Regions from separate parts of the Homo sapiens genome. Here region 1 is linked to region 2. Evidence: chromatin loops called from intact Hi-C (ENCODE). Cell type or tissue: IMR-90. All regions are shown on one strand. Links, peaks and the distances in the headings refer to the core of each region. The heading gives the core; the rest is flanking DNA. Region 1 has its middle 150 kb from the start of CDIN1. Region 2 holds the start of LOC105370767 (a long non-coding RNA gene).

Evidence for each region. Hi-C counts contacts between places; a loop is a spot of excess contacts. Peaks named below come from ENCODE experiments on the same cell type or tissue, not always from the same donor. Only the 100,000 strongest peaks of a DNase experiment are listed, where the experiment ranks them.
Region 1: it touches region 2 in a loop (3-fold over the local background); 2 of 110 quality-filtered maps call a loop at or near these places.

Annotation. Positions count from the first base shown.
Region 1 is chr15:36,423,025-36,431,908 of GRCh38, forward strand. No RefSeq gene overlaps it. Among named protein-coding and RNA genes, the nearest start is that of CDIN1, 150 kb to the right of the region's middle. RefSeq lists an enhancer at 4,823-6,022. In IMR-90, for the core only: no CTCF peak of the experiment used is centred there; a DNase peak (open chromatin) is centred at 5,357; H3K27ac peaks cover 2,364 bases.
Region 2 is chr15:36,354,436-36,363,319 of GRCh38, forward strand. It overlaps LOC105370767 (a long non-coding RNA gene), which reads right to left and starts at 7,079. Exons shown (of 2, transcript XR_932108.3): 1 at 6,805-7,079. In IMR-90, for the core only: no CTCF peak of the experiment used is centred there; DNase peaks (open chromatin) are centred at 2,876, 3,076, 3,916 and 7,126; H3K27ac peaks cover 2,098 bases.

The DNA of each region.
Region 1 (8,884 bases), core at 663-8,662, 69 kb after region 2:
TTAACCAGGCCACTTCCACCTCTTGGTAGCCATTGCTTTGATTGTACTTTGTCTTCAGGATTGTACTGATAAAGCTGTGTTTCATCTCCTGTTCCAAGTTTTCAAAGAAAGCCTTCAGGATCTTAATTCCACTTGTTGAAACTTTCCATCCAAAACTTTGTTCTTGTCTGCAACAGCTCTGGGCACAACAATTTGGGTACCTATCAAGTGGAAAGTTTGCTTAACTTTAACTTTTCAGTCAGAATTGTATACACTGAATCAAGTGGCTATAGTTCCTACCGGTAATCATCAGTCCTCTTCAATCAGGGCATGAAGAAGATTAATTTTTTTCCTCACAAATTGATGTTGACAGGCTGCTGCTGTGGACTTCATTTTCAACATCACCTCATCCCTTCTTAAAATGGGTTATATATTTGTAAACTGCTGATTTCTTTGGGGCATTATTCCCAGAAACTTTCTATAGAGCATCAATGATTTCATCACTCCTCTACCCAACCTTCACCATAAATTTGATGTTTGTTCTTGCTTCAATTTTAGCAGAATTTATGTTGCTCTAATAGGTGCTCTTTCAATTGATGTCTTAATCTTCTTTGTACCTTAAACTAGATCCTGTTTGGACATGTTACAAGTTAGTATAAGTTTATTTTGGTGCAAAAAAAATTTGAAATCCATGCATTGTTTTTTATAACACACATTTTCCATGAACATTTTGAAGACCCCCTCTTATATGCTACTCTTTGATTTACAATTTTCAGATGATTACAATATAATAAATAATTGTAATACCATAACTGCAGTGAATGTAAATTAATCTCTCACAATTCCACACATTCCTCAGAATCTTGAAATATAATCCTGCTATACTTTCTACACAAGAATCCCAGCTAAAGTGTATATATTGGTAAAAGGCTGGATAGCAGAAAATTTAATACATGTTAAAACTAAAAAAGCCATTAGAACTCTACATTAAGAAACAATTCCACACTGAGAAAATGAACAAGCAGAAAGTAAATGACTAACTTAAAATTTACACATCTACTGCTAAAATTGCATTTATTAATAAAGAAACAATTTATGCCTTCTATACTTTGTACATTTAAGAAACATTTTTTGATAACGGGAAAGACAGAAAGAAAAAAGAAAGAAGGAAATAAAGAGAGAGAGAAAAAAGAGGCAATTCAGAGGTGAAATGGGTTATAGGAACCCATTTTGATCATATATTTTTTTCTATCATGCATCTTCAAAAAAATAATTTTTTGTCATCTTCAATAAGGACTAGAGAGAGACCCTGTCTCAAAAAGAAAGTGAGAGAGAGAGAGAGAGATCAAAATATCTCCTAACACCCTACAAGTTTTAATTCATAGAACACCAAAAAAGCTAGTCATCCTAAATGCTTTACTTAGCAAAGCTAAGAAAACAGAAAGGGGCCCTTGCTAAATATAACAATTGAAAGGAAGAAAGAAAACGCTGTGGAGGAATTAAAGTGGCTTTCACTTTGTAAACCTCCCTCTGGGAAGTACCTTTCCCCTGTCTCCACCTCAAAGAAGGTTAATATGTTTCTCCTTATTTTGGCATCTCACCTCACCAATCGTTTGTTCATTTAAAACTCAGACATTCTTGAGAGGTAGGAAGTGGGGCTGGTGATACAGTTTCCATGCGAAAGGCCGTAAGAATGTTTTTGCCCCACTCTACGGAGTCCATCATTGTGAGCCCTGGGTGTGTTGCCCCACATTATTAACTGGATGCTGCTCCTCAGCCTCTGCTTTCATGGCTCTCTTCTCTCATTTCTGCTGGACTGAAGCTGCCAGATGAGGCAGACAAATCCATGTTATAGTATCCTTTGACCCCGTCAATAGTGGACATGAAGTTTAGGGAAATCTACAGCTCAAAAATTGTTTACTGCTACTACCACCATTTCTAAACATACACACTCACACACGTGCTCACCAAGCAGAATGAATGAATTTTTTAAATATGACAATCATAAATCCTTAGTAGCATTTCTACCTTCATAAAATTATTCTAGAGTTCTAAAGTTTGAAACGTCGGTTTGGTTTCCAATGACAGTCAAAAGCCGATTACTTTTTTGGAGTACGTTATGGCTGTTATTTTTGTTTGTTTGTTACTGTTAAAACCTCTATTGAGAATAGAAAGCTAAATTCAACACCATTTCTTTTCCAACAACGTATTTTGTTATATTAATCTGACTGGGCTATTTGATTATCTCATTAGAATATTACCTATCTGTGTAATTCCATGGTGACACCTAGCCAAAATCAAGAGCCAAAATACATGGAAAATGTGGTGAGGGAAAGTTTCACTTATGCATTTTTTTACCCCTATACCACAGTAAAGTTTGGGTAATGTTTATATCACATCTTCCCACAGACACTTTACCAAAGCCAAGGCACATTGTAAGCTTTCAGTAGGACCCAAGCCTGCTCAACTCATGTCACATTTGCAAAGCACTACTAAGTCCACTGAAGTTTGCCAAATTTCCACAAATAAAAGAATCAGAACTGCTGCTGTAATTAGAATTCATCCAAATGTCTTCCTCACTTCATCCTCCATTAACATCAGCTCCAGATCTGGGTACTTAACAGCACTACATTCAGCCACATCAACGACAATCTAAAGAAGACTACTGAAAAATTAAAACTAGCTTCATCCTACAGAATGGATTCTAACTTATTACCAAGAAAATAATTCTTATTCAGTTTTCAATAAACTTTATCAGAGACGGGGTACTTGATATGAGAGAGTGGCCAATGGGAATCACCAAATGGTGAGTTACTCAAAAGAATTTTCTTATTTGCCTCATAATTTAAGCATATAATTCAACCTCTTCCTGCCTTTGTTCCCCAGATTATAAACTGCTTAAAACAGCTAGTTCCTCCCTAGCTATGATATGGTACGTAACTATGATACCTTGTTATGGTACAGGAAGCTATAAGAGCAATTCAGACAACAAAGAATAATATTTTGATAAAATAGAGCAGTAAATAAGTCAATTAATCTAAATAATTTCCTATTTGAATTAATTTTTAAAGGTAGGTTTTGAGAGATTCTAATTAAAGATTTCTATTCTGCTAGTCTTTTCCTATACTCAGTGTTTGTTATTAAAACCTTGCTAAGAAAGTGATGAGTATATACATTTCTCAATTACAAACCAGAATTACTGCATATTTCCATTTATTTATATTCCATATCTTGGCCACAGTTGGGTAGTGGGGTGGGAAAAATATATTAAGAGATGAAAAAGAATGGGGAGACATTTTGCAAGACATTAAAGGGATATCCAGGATAAAATTATTTCCTGATAAAGGAATATGTATAAATAAGTTGAAATGACATTGTTTCACAGAAGTAAAAATAAAACTTGATTTTCCTGAAAACAAATAAGGATATAAACGATACAGACTATTACATAATGTGTCTGTAACATGAGTATCTTATTACCCTATGTATTGCGTTAGTAAAAATGCATCAGAAACATAGAACAATCAGAAGCAGCTCTTGAATGGAGAAATGTCCTCTTTATCCCAGTTAAAATGAGAGCAGTCTTCAGGCATCATGTGACATTGTCCGAATATTTTGCATGACCATTTCTTAGGCTCTCCTTCTCTAATTGATTAGAGCAAATGTTTATAGGTAGCAGAGCTGTCTAAACCAGGTTCTTAACAGGAAAAGAGACACAAAATCCCTTTCTGATTGGAGACTCTGATTCCAGTGTATACGTAGTCTGTCTTATGTAGCTTGTCTATTTGAATGGTAGTGTCTTTCCTTAACTGCAACGAAACAAATAAGGTTCACGCACAGGTTTAATTTGGCATCAAGCTCCAACTTAGTCCCTTGTGCTTGTTTATTGCATGTCTGCAGCTGTTATTTTCCTGCTTCTTCCACAGTTAGACAATAGAGCCAGGCTGTCGTCAGCCTTGCTTTGCCTTTATTTTGTGCTCCCCATTTTTATTGATGAGCTTATACTTGTCCTGCTGATTAAGTAAAAATATGTTTTCTTTATAATTTTTTTAAAGACTATGTTCCCAAAAAAGTCTCTGAGTTTTCCTTTTAATCACTATTTTTCCCTTTAAAAATGCATGAATAAATTTAAACCCATTCAAATGCCAATATGCCTAATGTACATATTAAGTCAATACGATTTTACTTAACTTTTTCTACTTACATTTTTTTTACTATAGCTCAAGACTTACAACAAAATACTAAATGATGACTGATTCTCATAGTGTCTTGCTAGAAAAGTAGCAACTATTTCCTAAATATTGGCATGTCTAATTGCTCAAATTTTACAAGCTAAGAAGACTAGGAAGAAAAATCTTTCAAACATTTAGGTTAGCTCTCAGTGGAGTCTCTGGAGGTTAAGAGGTGAAGTCAAGTCGTACCATTCTTTCTTAATACTATCATTCTCAAATGATCAAATGTGATTTTTCACTCAACCAAAAATTTCTTTCTTCAAACTCCACTTCAACTGCTCACGTTTTTTAAATCTCATTTTCTTATGTATTTATTCTATTTATTCATTCATTTATTCCATAGTTATTCAATAGATATTTATTGAGCATTTATTGGGTACCAGATACATAGAACTTCAAAAGAAAAGATTCTGATCTCTGAGATCATTCAGAGCTAAGCACCAGGCTAACTGCCCTCCTCACGCCAGTCTGTGTGTCAGCCTTACATATCTCCTGGAATACATAATAGGAACAAGTAGATTTTTAGCACCTTGGGTTACCTGAGGGTGCAAAGAAATGAATCTCATAAAGCATGTGCCAGAGTGCCTGGGTTCAAATAATTGTTTTTCCACTTTTAGTGGTATGACCTCAGAAAACATGTTAACTCTGTGACTGTCTTTGTCTGTAAAATGAAAAAAACAATAGTAGTTACCTCGTAAGTTTTTATCAACGGAGTCAACATCTGTAAGGTACTAAGACCAGTGCCTGCTACAGAGCAACGCTGTATATATTTGTCAAATAAATGAAAACAATTAAATTATGCATGTTATGAAAATTAAATGAATTTTCACATATGTAAAATATTTAGATATGTGCTCAAGTGCTAAATAGAGGTTGCTGATAATTACTGTTACTGAATAGCCCCCTTCTGGGAAGCCCTGGCCTCTTCTGTAGAAGTTCTTACTCATATTCCACCGTTCAAGACGCTGCCTCCCAATCGTGATTGGCCCGACTGAAGAGAAAGCACTTCATCAAAAGCAGATGCTCCTCCATGAGTCACTGGACTAATCCAGTTGTCCCTCTCTGGAATTTCCATTGAGGATATAATGAGTAAGTCTGCCAGGCAATAGGAGCTAGAGTGAATATTCACACAGAGAAACCAGCAGGGACTGGGAAAGTAGCTGAGTCATATTCCCTGCAGAAAATGGGAAGGGACCCCTGGACCTCAGTTGATGACACCCACATTACTGAATCCTGAGTCATCTTCCTATCTCTGAACTGTGATCCAGTTATCTGGACACTCAAGCATACTGTGGTTTCTGCTTGTCCCATAAGACATAGTGCCCCTGCCTGCTCTTTTCAGTTTCCCTGAGTCATGGCCAAGTGGTTGAGCTTTCTCTCTTTCTTATATCCCTTATATGTTCATCATAGACCACTGTAATGTATGGATATTTCTTGCAGTTTAAAGAGCCTCCTCTGTATATCACAGGGAGATAATAGGTACAGAACAAGTTCAAAAGATGGCTCTCAATTTTGTCTTGACATCAGAATCCCCTGTACTGACTTTTCAAATGCAGGGCCTGGGCCCTACCACCCAGATGTGAATTCAATAGGCTGGAGCAAAGGCCAGGAATTACTAATGTACATCAAAGGCTGAAAACTATTGAAGGTAGTCAAAGAATGATGTCGGCCAGGCAAGGAGAAAAAGGAGAACAAAAGAGAAATGTTGTTCAGTGCTTAAGGATAAAACTATTCTGTGGTCTCCTCATTGATAATGTATGGATGGACACTTTTCTAGCATGTGAGATAATTTTTCTAGAAGATGTAGTACTCATTCAAAATCCTCAAGGACTCCCTGTTGGACCTAGAATAAAGCGCAAACTCTGTAACCCAGCATTCAGGCTCTCCATAAAGCACTTTGCTGCTCCACTGAAGAACTTCCTTCTATACCCTTACATCCCAGTCATACCTGCCTTTTGGTCATTCTCGAACATTCTGTATGTCATTATATTTCCATGCCTTTAATTCATGCTAGTCTCCCAAGCTAAATTGTCTTTCTCATTCTTTCTGTCCACCTGACACTAATAATTACAAGAGTAATAACAATTTACAGATCACAATATGCTTTTCTCAAACATTGTTACATCTCTTCCTCATAGCAGCAACTTTGAGTAACAGATATGCTCTTTATTTCAACTTTCTGATCCAGAAACTGAAGTTCACACAAATTAGGTGACATACCCAGTGCCTGATATATAGTAGAATGTTGATTTAAAAATTGGCCAGAAGTAGGAAAGTGAATCAAGTCTTTGAATATCAAAGTCCAAGCTTTCCTTTGCTTATTTTGCTTTGTTTTAATTAACATATATCCAAATTCCAAAGGCTGGAACTTTAATCTTTCAAAACTCAGATCCAAAGACATGCCAACATACAGACACATAAACATCCAGGGTGCTTTAACTATGTAATAAATATCTAGCAAAGTTATTAATTTGAGTCTGACAAGAATGAGACAGGAATCGTTGAGAACCAAATGCTCAGAAGAAGTAGATTCAATTCAACTGAATTTATCTCTACTTATCTTTATTGTCATTATGTCTCATCAAATTCATCTAGAACAAAATATTTCATGAAGGCTGTTGGATAGTCAGACATTCCTCTACCCTGCCTGCCTCATGAGGTTCAAATGAGATAAGGTATGGGAATTCACTTAGGAAAGTAGAAAATGTTGATAAATTTTTATCTTCCCCTCAGTTTATCGTGCTCTGCAAGAGAGTCATGGACACTGACAAGCATACTCCTAAGAAGATGCTCACCTCAAAATCTGGTTACTCTATTACTCAATACTGTATATGTTTTCCAAAGCTGTGTAGTCTCCTGATCCACTTTATGCCTACCATAATTAGAGCAAATAATATGAAAAGTGAATGGATCCAGGAATTGCAATTTTCCAGACTACCAATGAATAAATTCTATTCTCATCCTTCTGAAACACACTTCTGCCATGCTTCTGACAGAAGTCACACTTGTTTCTGTATTTTTTGTTCTTGACGGGTTTTTTGCCATTTGACTCATTGATGCTGTTCAACCTTTCTTTACTCATCTTATTTACATTATTTTGACCTGTATCCCTTGATGATTTTCACTACTTCCAAACCTGTCTGGCTTACAGGTGGTTCTCATTGCAACCCATTTAAGAATATCAACAGTGGTTTAGCAGCAGTGACTCCGTTCACCCAAACAGCTTGTGACAGTCCATGCACAGATTTTTATCTCTTTACATAAAATCCCATCAATGTTGCAGGCTGAGACACAGAACTTTAAAACCATATGTTTCTGATATTTCAGGGTTTTTTCCCCTTAGGCTTTGTGAATAGAAGAGAGATATCACATCCTCCTTGTTCTTTCACTGGCAAAAGGTTCATTCACACAACCTGAAGTCATTTGAGCATGAGTTTCCATGATGTCTTATTTTCAAGTATTGTTATCAATTCTGTCTAAATTTATAAAGATTGTAATACATGCTCACATACAAGGAACACTCGGTGAATCACTCTTGTCCAAGAACATTTAGTATTTTACATTTGTCCATTTTAATAACATTTCAGCTGCCACTGTTATAAAACATTTAAAACATTTAGAATATGGCCTCTCTGCAGTGTTTTCACTGGTGATAAACACCCAAGTCATTTTTTTAACCCAATGTGCTACGAATAGGGCATTTCAGTTGTATGAATCCCACTCAGATTTTCAGGGCTGCTTTACTCTAAATACTTTGTATTATGACTAACATGATCATATCAGCTGCCCTTTATTAGTTTCTGCATGTAACTTATTAGCTAAACTGTATTATGCACACACTGAGCACCAGGACCTCTGCTATGCATGTTCCACACATAATCTCATTTCGTAGTAGATGGATACTATTGTTAATCTTCAACAGATGGAGAAATTGAGGCCTAGAGAGATTTTGTAAATCTCCCAAGGAACTCATTTAGTAACCGTGGGGCTGGGATTTGAACTCAGGTGTGTCTTGACTCCAAAACCCAAGGTTTTAACACATGAGCCACTTCCAAAGATGTTGACTAATTTGCAATTCACAGGATGAGCATTCAGTCCTAATCAGGGTTCAGAGGACATTACTAACTGGGTTTTCTTTATCCACAACCCATGTAATAATCAAACTAACCCATATTTGTGCACAACCTATGTTTGGTTTATGCACAACCCAGGTAATAGTCAAACGCCATTTAGCAACTACTGTATCTGACCTCCTTGCTTCCTGGGCCTCCCAATGAAATTGGAAAGAATCTGAGATCAGTGATATCCTGTTCCAATTAAATTATATTGAAAGGGTTTTCCAGAACGCACTCTCTGTAACCATCAGTTCAGTCTCTCCACTGCCTTCTTTTTAAATTGTTTTAGCCAAAGTATCCTGTAGCTATGCAGTAAAAAACTGCCCAGGCTTTAGGGTCCTTAAAAATATATTTCCATGTCAACTCTTTACCCTCTCTTTCCCCTACCCCACATAAAAAATACCTCCCAAATTCCTAATTCTCCTGGCCAGAGGAATAAGGAATTGCATAACAATTTGCAATATATCTTTCCAAGTGCCCTTTTCGGGGTCTTTGACATTTTGTGGAGTGACTATCTAAGAGCAAAGTCGAGTCTCTGAAACTGTTTTCTGCTATAGA
Region 2 (8,884 bases), core at 206-8,205:
CAGCACTTTGGGAGGCCGAGGCCGGGGGATCACGAGGTCAGGAAATCAAGACCATCCTCGCTAACACGGTGAAACCCCGTCTCTACTAAAAATACAAAAAAAGTAGCTGGGCGTGGTGGTGGGCGCCTGTAGTCCCAGCTACTCGGGAGGCTGAAGCAGGAGAATGGCGTGAACCCGGGAGGCGGAGCTTGCAGTGAGCCGAGATGGCGCCAGTGCACTCCAGCCTGGGCGACAGAGCAAGACTCGGTCTCAAAAAAAAAAAACAAAACACACATTTGATTTGATGCCTAACGTCCACCTAGAAATAGCAAAAGTGACATGGGAAAATTTCCAGTCCCTGATCTGCAAAAGAGTAAAGTAAAATAATCATGTCAATACATAATTTTTAGACTGTTCTATACAATATGCATACTTACATATAACTAAATATACAAAATGTAGAATGGATTCTGATGCCAGGCCCTATTCCCTCTTGCTTGGGGAGTAACCTTGATTCAGTCTGGCTGAAGACATAGTTCTGAATCCTCTTCTGTGTCTCTCAGATGGAGTTCGTGTCACCTTGTTTGGGAAGACCAGCATTTTGAAGTTGGGCTTAACCACAGTTGGTGGTATCGTTTCCTATGCATGTTTAGGTTTGATCCTACTAATTTCAGTTAATATTGGTTTTACTTTTTCTATTATAAATTCTTAGATGCAGTGTCTCGTGTTAACCTAAGTACAAGATAATAGTGGTCACCACGCTCAATATTCTCTTAAGTACCAAATAAATGCTATTTAATTTTTATGACTCAAGAGACTTAAAAATTTTTTTTTTGCAGTAGTTTGGTCATATCTACGCAAATTGAGATTGAAGAGATTAAGATTTCAGCCCTGTGTTTGTTGTGAACAGTTTGAGAAAGTGTTGCTTGGGGCCTGAAGTATCTGGGAAATTGTCAGATGTCTCCACCCCAGCTGACTAGGAAGAGCTAGCCAAATTTTTCAAACCATAGCCTAACCTTTTCTATTATTTTGACGACAGGTATCTCTTTAGCCAGATCTACAAAGTCAAGGTTAACAGAGCTAAGAGATAATTATCTAGGCAGTTTCCACCTCCATTAGAATGATGATGGCTACAATTTTCCACTTTATTTTCAGTATGTAGACTGAGCACATGGAAGCCAGAGAAGAGATGCTTAAGTCAAATTTCCAAAAAGAAAATTATTCTTAATCATTCTAGTACAGAAGGTTTGGAGAAATTAGGATTCACATTTACTAGTGGTGGGAGTATAAATTGGCAATTTGGCAATGTCTAGTAAAGTTGAAGATGTGCATTTCTGATGACCCAAAAATCTACACACCCCCTTTTTTTGTTTTTTTGGTATGTGCCCTAGGAGAAAAAAGCACATACCTGTGCACAAAGACACATCGCTAAGATTTACATATACTTATACAATTAAATACTGTGTTCCAGTTAAAATGACTGTGGCTTAGATCTACCTGTGTTACCACTGGTAAATCCCAAACATATAATGTATATGAAACAAACAAGATACAAAAGAATGCATAGGGTGTAATATCATTTTCAAAAGGTTAAAAAAACCTGTAAAATAGCATATATGTTGTTCATAGTCATAAAAGTATGTAGTCAAAAACAATCAGAAAACATTTATATGCATGAACTCATGATAACCATTTCCTTTGAGGAGACAGAGAACAAATAAGGATAGAAAAGGAATACATAGTAATCCTCAACTATATCTATGAGATTTATTTTCTTAAAGCACACATACACACACACACACACACACACACACACACACAGACCCCTAAAGTGCAATGTTAAGATTTGATAAAATTGTGTTATGGGTCCATGGATTTTTATTATATTATTCTCTATAGTTGTCTACATGTTTGAAATATTTCATTATAAAATATATATTTTTAAATCATCCAAGCGCAAGAATATTTATCAGAGGAATCACCAAAGCAAGGAAAAATAAAACATCCCACTCAACTTCTTTTCCCCATAAGAAACCATGAATTATGGAGCAAAGAATGCCTTGTATTTATGAGAGAGATTCTTCTAAAGGATGCCTCACATTTATAAGTGAATATCCCTGTAAAGATCACGGCTTATTCATCCTAAATTCCAGACAAGAATATCCTACATTGGATTTGGTACAAGTTTATGATCCCAAAAGCATTAAGGTTAGCTCTGCTTAACATTTTATTTCTTAGCAGAACACTTTAGGAATTCCGAGAGAGGATCGCCCAGCTCGATCAGGGTGTTACACTGCCCTTGGAGCATTGGGAAGATAAGATAACTGTGGAAATAAATGATAGAATGGACTGAGCCCTTAGTGTTGCTGTGTTGTTTATCATACTTGTAAGACTGCAGCAATCAGAACATATGTATGCATTTTTCCCTTGAAACATCTTTTGAGTGGTAGTTGTGTGAAACAATGATCTGTTGAATTTAATTCACAGATCAAAGAGGAAGGAAATTAACCAACACAGTAAATTGATTATTTCATGGGTGACATAACCAAGGCAATGATTTATCTTAATAAAGGGCAACTTCCCTCTAGTTCTTAACTGAATTCCAGCCAACGCAATAATACTCGGCTGTTAATGACTTTGATGTTGATGTGGAAAAGTGAATGACTGCATAATCACTGAAATGGGACCTCATCACAGTTGGAAACGTTTAAGCCAAATCATTTTGGACTGTGAAAAGAGCCCTGAGTGGTGGATATTGGCTGGGTACCAGATCTTCAGTCTTAACTAAACAGGGCCTGAAAACTTTATCATATTGCACTGCTCTGGCTGGACCATAACTCTGACAGCTCACAGAGACTGGAGTTTAATATATATGTCTGTGGCCTCACAGAGGGAAGAAAGAATTCCAGGGCTTACAGCACCGATAATAAATACATGTCTATCAGCATTCAGCTGAAAGTGTAATTAGTTAAATCCGTCTTTGGGAGAGGGAACAGAAGAAAGGAAACAGAAGTCAACTTAAAAAAAATTGAACCAAAAGCTTATTTTTATACTCCACGTTACTAAATATGGCTTAAGAGCTTGCGAGACAGCGTTAGTCATAGATGGCAGCCTCCACCTCCTCCCCTCCTCCACTCTCCATCTCTAAATAATAAAATGAACTAAAATTAGAGCTGCATTCAAGTATGTTTGCTTGATTATTATTATTTGAGTTTGAGCTGAGAAGTCTATGAGGAGAGGTAGCACCCTTGGGAATATAAGGGACTCCCTGGTGTCCACATTTTTTACTTCTAAATGGAGAAAAGGAAACCAGCTTTGGTCACAGCCCAATTGTCATCACCCAACCCAGTAGATTTCCTCTTGGGCTAATCAGATGCTGGATAACATCAACTTCCTAGAGTTAAATTATTACATCCACGTATTATAATGCTAGTCTTCAGCAAGTGTCTCCAACCCACCCCATTCTCCCCTAGTCTCCACCCTATTCACCCTCTTCACAACCTCCCACTGTCCCCAGATGCTCCTAAACATAAGTTTCAGGGACTTGTCCAAGTGAGCCTATACCAAGCTCTGCAGCCACAGCTTGGTGACCAGGACTTATAAGAACACAGCCATAGGCACAGCTTGAGGGGCACCAGACACTTGCCTGTTTAAATACCACAGAGCCCCCAGGCTCAAGAAACTCAAGATGTCTGATTCTGATCATTTATTTTAAAAAAAATCTGTCTTTAGGGGCAAGGATTGTTAAACTGCTCATCCAGGCCTGCAGCTGAGGTTGACTCAGAGCTCAAAGCTGGAAAATGCCCATGTGGCAAGATTAGAAACTCATTTGTGTGGTTTCTGTGGCCTTGCCGGGAGCCTCCTTCTTTTCTCTCCTCTCTCTTTAAATCCAAGCCTTCATCAGTTTATTATTTTAAAGGCACCCTTTTCCTGCTGAGTAAGTGACATGGCTGCATCCAGGCAGCTTTTCCCCAATGCATTAATGACCCTCGAAGATTTTATTCCTGTTCAGCAACCTACTTAGATGAGGTCATCTGGGAAACTTTCAAATAGTCTATACCTTTTCTTTTTTTTTTCTGCTCTTCTCAAACTGTTCTCCTCCATGTGCAAGAAATTCTTTTCTTTTATTCCCTCTCCTCAAATTCAATCTGAATCCAAGTGCTTTTAATTTTTAGCTGCATTTTGCAAGCCTGGACTTTCAGGAATATATGTTATGAAAGCACTGAAAGAAAAGACTTTCTTGTCATCAAAACCATAATAATTATGTGTCAAAGATAATTACTGCTTGGTGTGTAATACATCTAATACCAAGTGACAGAGAAAGTAGTCTACCGGCAGACAAGAGTAACTGCCGGCTGGCTGAAATCTGATATAAAATTAACCACCAGGCTCAAGCTCTCTGCCCACTGGAATTTCACCAGATAAAGGCCACCTCCACCCCCCAAAATAATTCTTAGCAATGGTTAGTTTATTTGTGTTCTTTGTTGGGAACTTTTTAAAGAAATGCTTATATTGGTATATGTGTAAAAATTAGTTGTGTCTCTCATAAAGATATAAGACTGTATTCCAAATGCCCATGTTGCATATGCCATAGGGAGATTATCTGGAGAGTTGAATTGTTAATACAACAGCTAAGAACACAACGAAACTCTGGGAAGTAAGAATGAGAAGCTTTCAGAGATTGCTAGTAGTTTGGCTCCATAACACCTGAATTTAGAATCTAATACTTATATAGAAAACCAATGCATTGAAAGCAAAGCATTTAAGGATGTGAAGATGGACCACAACACTGCTGGAACAAAGGGAGGTAAAGAGAATCCTAGGGATGCTACCAAAGTAAAACGTGATGGTCCTTGGGAAATTTCCCTGAGTTGGGCTGGGAAACAACTATTAAAAAAAAAAAATCAAGCATGAGAATTCTGCTCAAAGGTTCCTTTTGGGCAACTTTATAGCCGAAGATAAGGGCCAACTTCCTTTTTTGATCAGTGATGCCCCTGGCACATTTCACCACGAGCAAAATCAGCTATGCCAAAGAAAAGCTGGCTTGAGCCCAGCAAAGGCAAATGGTGGTTAACAGCAGTCAGGGTTGCATGGTTTACGCATCATTTAGGATAGACCTAAATCTCACCTACCTCATCACAGCAAAAACTGTCTCCACAACAGCAGAAGGAGAGGCCAGAAACTTAGAAGAAGAACTGAGTTTTTGTGAACTGTTCCCTGATTAGCCGAAATAGCAAACAGGCCTGCAGACTCTCATCAGCTGGCAATGAATGGACTTGGGTGCACTTGGTACACAGAGGCAAAAATACAGACATTGATAGAAGACTTTAGTGACCCTCTGAGGTTCCTCTTTGTGAAGACTAAGACTAATCCAGCACAGCATTATCTCTAAGCCTTCAAATGAATCCTGTGAGTGCTTATCTAGTTCAAACTCATCTCCACCAAAAACCCTCCTAGTGCTTAATTGAAATAGTTCATTTTGATTTAGTGCTCAACAGCTTCTGTACCATTATAGCTGTTCTGCACCAGATAGGAATTCCTTTTTAACTTCAGGAGTTATGTTCTTTGAAAGTACTGAAATTGGAAAAACTACATTTGGCAAGGCTAAGAATCAGAAAATAATTAAACTGGTGTTAACTAGATATACCTAATAATAATGAATAAAGTTTCTAGAAGGCACCTGGATGCAGGAAATTAAATTAATTAGCATTAGAAATCTCCTGTTGATAACCATTTATTTGTTTATGAAATATAGCTTCATCATCCTGCCTAGCCGAGGCAGAGTGGCAAATTTTATGCAAGACACACTGTACCAACTCAAAAAAATTTTTAACCACTTCTCAATGGATAAAAATTCGATGCTCTTTGCACTTAGGCCCTCATTTTTAGTTTCACTGTTTCTGTGAAATTCTCATGTAACAGTCTATCCTTTTCCTAAGCATCAGCCTGCTTAAGGGCATATGTTACTGGTGGTCCCTCTCCACGATTTGAGAGGGTAGAGCATAAATAATTTCCCTCTGTGCCATTCTATAGACCCTAACACATGATCTGCTGGGGGGAATGGAGGGAGAGAGATGAACTGATTCGAACTGAACCTCGGGAGAAATATCGTTTTATATATATTTGGTATACAAATATAAAACTGTGCTGATCTCAAATCTAAAATTGGTAAAGGAGTACAAATTTACCTTTCCTCTTCATCTCTAAGATTTTGAGATAGAAACTAATGTTGTCTTCCAATTTGGCTGTTAGCAAGAGCAATTGAGGATGGTGAAAAATAAAATGATGAGACATAAAAAGAATGACATGAAGTGTTCTCAGAAAATAAGAAAAATATTCATATTATTACTTCCATGCTAATGTGTTTAGGAATTTCTTCACAAAACGTAACAAGGTGTATTCCACTATACTGTCTCAATACAAACTACAGTTCTGAACTCACACTGCTTTTCTGCAGAATATTTATGAAATAGTTTGGATTGTTTTAAATATCTGACCAAAAAGTGTTATTTTTAACAAAAGAAAAAAATAAAATAGGCTTTTGAATATATGTATTGCATATATTTGTGAAAATATTAATATTATATAGACATTTTAAATATCACATCATCCAATAGCATTCTTAGTAAGCCATAATGTAACACAGAATTTTCGGTAGTGCTTAAAATGAAAGGTAATGGAGAAAATACACTATATAATTCAGAAACATAAACACACACAAGTAGAACAAAAATAATAAAATGACATTAACTAAAATAAATTCTTGACTTTTTATCACATGGATTATTTAAAATCTTAACAAATAAAGAATAACCACCAGCATACCTTATTAATTTTGTTGTATAAGGTATCCATATAGAGTCACCATGGTTAAGCTTCTCTAAACTACATCACTATGAGCCACTAATAGTAGATTTCTCTCTGGCAGTTAAAATAGCATTTAAATATTTTTCCCAGACATACATTTTTGTATAGTCTAATTCTCAATATACCAAGTTATTAGATGCCAATTCTCAATTTGTCAAGCATAAGGTATTATCTCTGTTGGGAGGCCGTGGCACGCTTTAGTGTTCTAGCACTCTTCCACCTACCTCGAGTGTGGATCCCCCAACAGGCTTCAGTGATTCATCATTCCTGGCATCCACTTCCTTGAGACATCTGATTGGATTGAAATGATGTAAAGAGAAAGAGAAAATATACAAACTGGAGAAATTCACAAAAAATATACAACTGGGTTTCTCTTGTTCTCGATGTTACTAAAGAAGAGTTTTCAAATGAAACATATTTATCTTCAGCCACACACAAAAATAAATAACCTTGGAAAATTGTTAAAGAAAAGAAAAGCTGGCAAACAATGCAAAAATGACAAATGGTTAAGATACTTGTTTTTACAAATCGGTGTCACAACACAGTGCAATATCATGGCTAGCATGTTTTGTGAATCTATGCCTGTCAATACATCATTCAATAAAGAGCAGCAGGGTTTTGGTTAGTGTCTTTGTTTTATTTCCAAGAAAGCAACAGCAATAGTCCTTGGAAGAAAAGTGAGAAAGTGACCAAGGCTGATGGGTATTGATTTGTCCCCTGCATTGAATGTCTAGGGAAGAAATGTGGGTGGTCCTGAAGCGTGACCTGGGCCACTCATTACTAAAGTGTCCTTTTAATGCTTTTCGTCTCTGATGTGAACTTTCAACTATCTGGTTTACCTACATTTAACTATCTCATGAGTTATAGGTAACCCTAGCATCTTCCTAAATTCCTTTAATTATTTTCAAGGATAAGAGGCTATACAGCTTGTGAAATATAAAAACTCCCTAAAGGTCAAAAAGGAGCTTTAAGTGTTAATAAAATCTTATGGGTTTTTAGTAGGAAAGGGTAGCACAGAGTACCTACTTAAACGGTCTATTTTTACTACCACTTTTCATCTTCACTTGGAAATGCTTTTGTTTAGAGTGATGTGAAATATCATCTAACCAGACAGCGACAGGAGCATTGATCTGCTTATCCTTGCAGTGAAATGAACATAGTTCCTCCATTCTCACACCCAAAACCTGAGCCAAATGGGTGAATGGCTCTGACAGGGAAAAGTGGGAGCTTCCCTGACTAATAGCTGAGATGCAAAGTATTTGAAAAAGAAATTAGAAGAATGCATTATCTAGAGACATTTCCTGCCACCAAAACACTCCCTCTTAGGCCGATGACTGAGGAATCCCAGAAGGCATTCTCCCCTGGATGTGGCCTACATCAATGGCACATTTCTGAATTGTCAGGCTGAAAGCCCATCAATAGTCGTAAGGAAAAGGATGTGTCCTCATTGGGGGTGTGTTGATGGATCTGATCCAGAACATGAGAGGTGATTCCTGGGTTACTTGGATGCTGGACGTATTTGGGTCTGGTGACGGTGCTTATGATTCTAAATCAAAACCATTCTCCCTGCTTCATTCAGCGCATTACATAATACGAGTCGGGCTGTCTACATGCATAATTATCACTGCTCATGAGAAACAGGCCCAAAAGAATTCTCTGACCTTGTGCTGATAAATTGTGCTGAAGGAACGAGGGGCTCAGAACTGCCAGTGTCAGTTACAGTCTCTGAAAAATTAAGTTGGACTGAAGGAAAATCAAGCTTCTGCATGGCACATTTCTCAGTAGACTGATACTCTAATCTATTGAAGTCTATTTCTCAGGACCCCAGTTCAAGCCCCACCTCTGCTCATCAGTCAGCACATCATTCCCAGCACTAAACAACATGCTTGTAATTTCCAACCTGGCTGGAATTAGCTCCTGAGAGGAGCAAGGAGGAGGAGTTGAGAGGGAAGACAGAAAGAAATGGTTCAAAAAAGTACTCTTTCTAAACCAGAAACATCTGCTACAGTCATAAATGGCTTTAAGTAGAAATCTGCGA